2 separate regions of the Homo sapiens genome follow, and region 1 is linked to region 2. Evidence: chromatin contacts called from ENCODE Hi-C or POLR2A ChIA-PET data. All regions are on one chromosome and are shown on one strand. Each heading gives the region's core, a stretch centred on a gene start or an enhancer-like site at or near the end of the contact. The rest is flanking DNA. Distances are from core to core; before and after follow the strand shown.

Evidence for each region. Hi-C counts contacts between places; a loop is a spot of excess contacts on that map. ChIA-PET counts read pairs that join two places held with the same protein, here RNA polymerase II (POLR2A). Pooled maps may share reads with other maps.
Region 1: a map of CD8-positive, alpha-beta T cell shows a loop between it and region 2 (16-fold over the local background). The contact joins the enhancer-like site here to the promoter of RFX2 in region 2. A Hi-C loop is called at or near these places in 3 of 168 maps with a recorded cell type or tissue (CD4-positive, alpha-beta T cell, CD8-positive, alpha-beta T cell and naive thymus-derived CD4-positive, alpha-beta T cell), 1 of 37 single-sample maps with no recorded cell type and 10 of 50 pooled maps. POLR2A ChIA-PET finds 5 or more read pairs at or near these places in 4 of 52 experiments (AG04450, B cell, BJ and 1 more).

What each region holds. Positions count from the first base shown.
Region 1 is chr19:5,826,645-5,829,545 of GRCh38, reverse strand. NRTN (neurturin) reads right to left here. Exons shown (of 3, transcript NM_004558.5): 3 at 1,222-1,797. The coding sequence ends at 1,373. Among named protein-coding and RNA genes, the nearest start is that of FUT6, 12 kb to the left of the region's middle. RefSeq lists silencers at 436-485, 1,186-1,515, 1,686-1,755, 2,554-2,848 and an enhancer at 1,123-1,811. Within about 2 kb of position 1,390, at least 30 of the 41 ENCODE cell types and tissues checked have a DNase peak (open chromatin) inside an H3K27ac peak, as active enhancers do; they include B cell and CD8-positive, alpha-beta T cell, where a contact is called at or near this core.
Region 2 is chr19:6,109,072-6,111,800 of GRCh38, reverse strand. RFX2 (regulatory factor X2) reads left to right here and starts at 1,301. Exons shown (of 18, transcript NM_000635.4): 1 at 1,301-1,408. RefSeq lists a silencer at 980-1,439 and an enhancer at 2,287-2,729.

The DNA of each region.
Region 1 (2,901 bases), core at 141-2,640, 280 kb after region 2:
GAAGGAGGGGAGGGGGCCCAGCTAAGGAGAAGGGTTGTAGCCTTGGGAACCCCCAGTCTGAGGGGCAGGAGGGGAGGAGTCTCGCCTCGCCGGTGCCTGCTCTGGGCTCGCAGTGCCCGCCCCTTCCCCGCCCCTCAGACCGACCGTGGGACCCGCCGACCCCTCCCGCGCTCTGGCAACCCAACACCCGAGGCCTGCCAAGCATCAAGGTGACACCGTGGGGAAATCTAAACACCGAGCCGGGCTTTTTCCATACTCCGCAGGGGCTCGTCGTAAATCCCCCCCGTGGAGGCCCGGCCAGGGCTTTTATGGGCCGAGGACCCAGGTCTCTGGGGACCCAGCTCTACACCAGCAGGCGCCGGCTTCGGGCTGGATGGGGCTGGCGCCCGCCCCAGGCCTCTCCCCGCCGGGAGGTGGGCAGCGTGCGGGTATTTTTAGTAGCTGGTGGAAGGAGATAGTGGCTTTCAGCTCACCCTGGTGGGCGAAGACCGGCCCGAGGAGGCCGTCGGATAAGGGAGGCCCAGGTCCACCTGGACCTCACTCTCCTCACCCCCAGAGTGGCTCCCCCTTCCTAGAAACCCACATAGCGGGATCAGTGCGGACAGGGAGACGCTGGGGAACTGATTCCACCTGGATCTCAGGCTCCTCACCCACAGTGTCTCCCCCTTTCCCCCTCTCCAGAAGTCCACACAGCAGAGAGGTGCAGTCAGGAACAAGCTGGGGAAACTGGGTCCACCTAGACCTCAGTCTCTTCATCCCAGAAGCGAGAGGTGCAGTCAGCGACAATCTGGGGAAACTGGGCCCACCTAGACTTCAGTGTCTTCATCCCAGAAGCCCGCACCGCGGAGAGGTGCGGAAGGGAACAAGCTGGGGAAACGGGGTCCACCTAGACCTCGGTCTCTTCATCCGAGCGTAGCTTCCCTTTCCCCTCCCCAGAAGCCCACACAGCGAAGAGGTGCGGACCGGAACACGCTCGGGACGGGCAGAGGGACCCGTAGGGAGGCAGGAAGGACGGTCCCTGCCAACATAGCCCCATTCACCCCATTTTCCTTTTTGTCCGCCATAAACTGGACCCACTTTGCATCTACCCTTCCCCCAAAGCAAACAGCATCCTCCCACTACCCTGCAGCTGGGCCCCCCCCACTGGTCCCCGCTTTCCCGGTGGAGACGGCGACGTGGCCCACACGCGAGCCCCTCGCCGAGGATGAATCACCAGCCAGCTCGAGTTGCCACACTTTATCTCAGTACAGTTATCGCGAGAGTCCCGGGGCCGCGCCGGCGTGCTCTACGCACGCGCAGTCTTTCGCGGGGCCGGCCAGTGGTGCCGTCGAGGCGGGGGGAGTGGCCGCCGCGCCGGCCGAGTGAGGTAGGGTCACACGCAGGCGCACTCGCGCGCCGACAGCTCGTGCACCGTGTGGTAGCGGCTGTGCGCGTCCAGGAAGGACACCTCGTCCTCGTAGGCCGTCGGGCGGCAGCAGGGCTGCGCGCGCACCCGCTCCCGCCGCAGGCGCCGCCGCTGGCGCAGTCGTCGCAGCCCGAGGTCGTAGACGCGCGCGGCAGCCTCGCAGGCGCCTGCGCAGTAGCGGAACAGCACCGTCTCGTCGGACGCGTAGCCCAGGCCCAGCTCGCTCACGCGCACCTCCAGCTCGCGCAGCCCGCAAGGCCGCGCCCCCAACCGCGCACGCGCGCGCCGCCGCCGGGGCCCCGCCCGACGGCGCGGACCTGGGGGCCGCCCAGCCCAGGGCGTCAGCTCGCGCAGCTCCATCGCATCCGGGGCCCCCTGCAGGAGTGCACGGTCTGCGAGGGGAGGAAGAGAAAGGAGGGGGGGTCAGTGGGTGCAGGGGGTGGGAGGGAGCCCCCTACCCTCTCTGTACCCCTGCAAACGAAGACCCTTGCTGGGACGCCAGGCCTAGACGGCTTCTCGTCTCACTCCCAGGTCCCAAATTTCCCCACCCTCTTGCTGAGCTGCTCATGCACCCTCTCTGGGCGGCACTGGGGGGCACGTACACACTCACACCCCTACGCTGGTCCAAAACCCCTTTCTGAACCCTGAGCCTATATTGGCTGCCCAGAACCTGGTCCATCCTTTCTGGGCCGCTTTCCAGCCCGTCTCACCTTGAGCTGAGCTGACCGGGGTCTCTAACTCACCTCCTCTGGGCCCCTCTCTCACCCCATTGCTGCTCCATTCTCCTCGTCCTCCATCGCAAATCTATCTGGACCCCGCCCCTATGCTGGGCTGCCCCAGGACACTGGTGCATCCTCTCTGGGCAGCACTGGGGGGCTGCTTCCCATGCCCTATCCCTCTTTAGTGAGGTTGTCATAGGTCTCTAGAGCCCCCTCTTCAGGCCCCGACGTCTGCTCTGAGGCCCCGGGCTTTTCAGACTCCCTCCATCCCCACTGCCCCGCTGTGCAGTGGAGCCTCAGTTTCCCTATCCAAGAAATGAATCGGGGTGTTTGGGTTTCTCAGAATGCAGAGGAGCAGCAGGTACCGCAGCCTACTGCATCCGAAGCCTGTGTGGGGACCCCACTCCATGGAGTGGCAGCAGCTACTGTCAAGGCCACCCCCATGTGACAGGTGACAAAACGGACCATCCCAAGGTCACATCATTAGCAGGTGGCCGAGAGAGAGCGACAGAGGCGGGCTTAAAGGTCATTCTTCCTGCCTTCATCGTTCACCCAAGTTTGGCCCAGGTCCAGCCGCTTTCTCCCACACTCGCCAGGAGGTGCCCAAGTCACCGATTCCCAGGGCCTGGCAGCCTAAATTTATTACCCAAGCGGTGGCTCCACCCCCAAACTCGGAAGCCCCGGGAGAGAACTGCAGACGCTGGAATGACAGGCAGCGCTGCTGGCGGACCTGCAGGCAGGGGACTCCCAGCCCCAGAGCAGGTGGCAGTCACGCTT
Region 2 (2,729 bases), core at 52-2,551:
GAATAACTATATGTTTACCTCTTTATTCTGTTTGCTGTCAATGTTCCCTCACTAGAATAAAAGTTCTATGAGGATCTGTCTGTTTCTGTCCTACTCGTAGCTGAATCTACCAGCTTGAGAGGAGGGCTGGTGAGTTTGGCAAACATTTTCTGTAAAGGACCGTATAGTAAATATCTTAGGCTTCGCGTGGGACATGCCGTCTTTGCGCAACTACTCCACTCCGCCCCTGTAGTGTCAAAGCAGCCTTCCAAGCTGTTCAAGGAAATGGGCGTGGCTATGTTCCAATAAAGCTTTATTTACAAACCCAAGCAGGCAGAATTTGACCCGCAGGCCGCAGTTTGCCAATCTTTAAACTAGTTCAAAATACTGGGCCCAATACAATAAAAGAGAGTCTCCTATCAGGTTCACACCCCACAAAAGCTCCTTTTGATAGTTTCTTTTTTTTTCTTTCTTTCTTTTTTTTTTTTTTGAGACGGAGTCTCGCTCTGTCGCCCAGGCTGGAGTGCAGTGGTGCGATCTCGGCTCACTGCAAGCTCCGCCTCCCAGGTTCGCACCATTCTCCTGCCTCAGCCTCCCAAGTAGCTGGGACTACAGGCGCCTGCCACCACGCCCGGCTAATTTTTTGTATTTTTAGTAGAGACGGGGTTTCACCGTGTTAGTCAGGATGGTCTCGATCTCCTGACTCCGTGATCCACCCGCCTTAGCCTCCCAAAGTGCTGGGATTACAGGCGTGAGCCACCGCGCCCGGCCGATAGTTTCTTTTAACCATGTAAAAAATATATATATATTTAAATTTTCAGCTGGGGGTCCGTGAAAAACAGGCGGCGAGCGAGAGTTTGCTGACCCCTGATCAGACTGTTCCCACATGTCCCACACTCCTCCTGTGGGGTAAACGGAGTCCCTTGGGTCCCCTAAAACTGGACTTTCCCAAAACGCGCCACCAACCCACGGCGCCGCGCGCGCGACCGGTTCGCCAACCCTCTGAGCCGCGCGCGCCTCCCGCCAAGACCCGCCCCTCTTCGCGGCCATTGGCCGAGTCTCGCACTCTTTTTCAAGGGGGAACGCCTCCTCCTTCCGACAGACTCTGCAGACAGCCAATGGAACGCCGTAGGGTCTCGCGCCCCGCCCTCTTGGGGGCCCGTTGGAGGCGAGCGTGGGCGGGCCGTTAGGAAGGTGGGGCGCGGAGCCTGGTAACCGTTGCCGGTAACAACGCCCCGCCCCGTCGGGCGGGCGGGCTGCGCGAGGCTGGCTGGCGGCGGGAGCCGGAGGAGGAGCGGCCGCCGCCGCCACCGCCGCCGCCATAGAGACTGTAGCCGTGGAGACTGTTACTTACCAACGGGGACCAACACGCAGCAGCCGCTGCCGCCGCCGCGGGAGCCGCTGCCCGAACTCCCGGCCCGAACTCCAGGTGACCGATGCGACCGCCCCGGGCCCAGCCCGGCCGGGGAGTGTGGGGGGCGGCGGGGACCCCGTTCGGGGGCCGGGGGGCGGGCAGCACGTCCCCGCCGCTCACCCCAAACGTCCGGGTGGTGCGCCCGCGGGACCCGCCTCCGCCACCCCGTCCGCGCGCGCGGCGGAGTTTGGGGGGACCCTGGCGACGTCCCCACTTTCCTTATTGACTGAACGCGGGGGAGGTGCGGTGCCGTCGCCTCACTTTTTACAAAACTTCCTGAGGTTGGGGCGTCCGGGGACCCCTTTCTCACGCTTACCTTCAAACTCGCTGAGTTGGGGGCGCCCCGGGAACGTCTCTCAAACTCCTCAAACTCCCTGAATTGGGGGCGCTTGGGGACCCTCTTCTCACCTTAACCCCCTAGATCTCTGAGTTGGGGGCACCCAAGGACCCCTCTTTTACTCATACCCTCGAATTTTCTGAATTGGGGGCGCCAGGGGACCCTCTTCTCACGTTTACTCCCCAGATCTCTGAGTTGGGGGCACCCAGGGACCCTTCTTTTACTCAAACCCTCGAATTCTCTGAATTGGGGGCGCTTGGGGACCCTCTCCTCACTTTTACTCCCCAGATCTCTGAGATGGGGACACCCGGGGACCCCTCTTTTACTCATACCCTCAAACTCCCTGAATTGGGGCCACCTGGGGCCCTCTTCTTACTTTACTCCCCAAACCTCCGAAATTGGGGTGACCCCAGAGCCCTTCTGTCACTCTTAGTCGCAAACTTCTTGCATCGGGGGGACCTCGAAGACTCCCTTCTCATTTTTACCCCAAATTCCTAGATCTGACTTGTCCCGGGGACCCCCTTTTTAATGGACTCCCAGACATACTGAATTTGGGGGCACCCCTGGAACCTTTTTCTCATTCCTTAACTAAAAGCTGGTGCGTCTGCCCTGGGGAGAACCCCTCTTGCCCTTCTCACCTTTTCATCCCAAACTCCCCGAGCGAGCTTCCCCGGGAACTGTTTCTCACCTTTTTGCCCCAAATCCTCGCGTTCAGGTCGCCTCGGACACCCCCTCCCCTTCTCCCTGTGACCCCATATTCCTGAGTATAGGGGTTCGTGCGTCCGCCAGTCTTTCCACGTGCCCCCAAGATGCCCCTCCGCACGTCCGCAGCTCTCCTCTTAGGACTGATCTGGAAGGGAGAAAAGTTTCACCAACGCGAGTGAAACTTTTTTTTTTTTTCAATTTATTTATTTTGTTAAAGAACCTAAACTGCTCCAGGCATTTTCTCCGAGGTAGTGCGAGTGCGTGTGTGTGTTTGTGGATTTAAACTCCACCCCC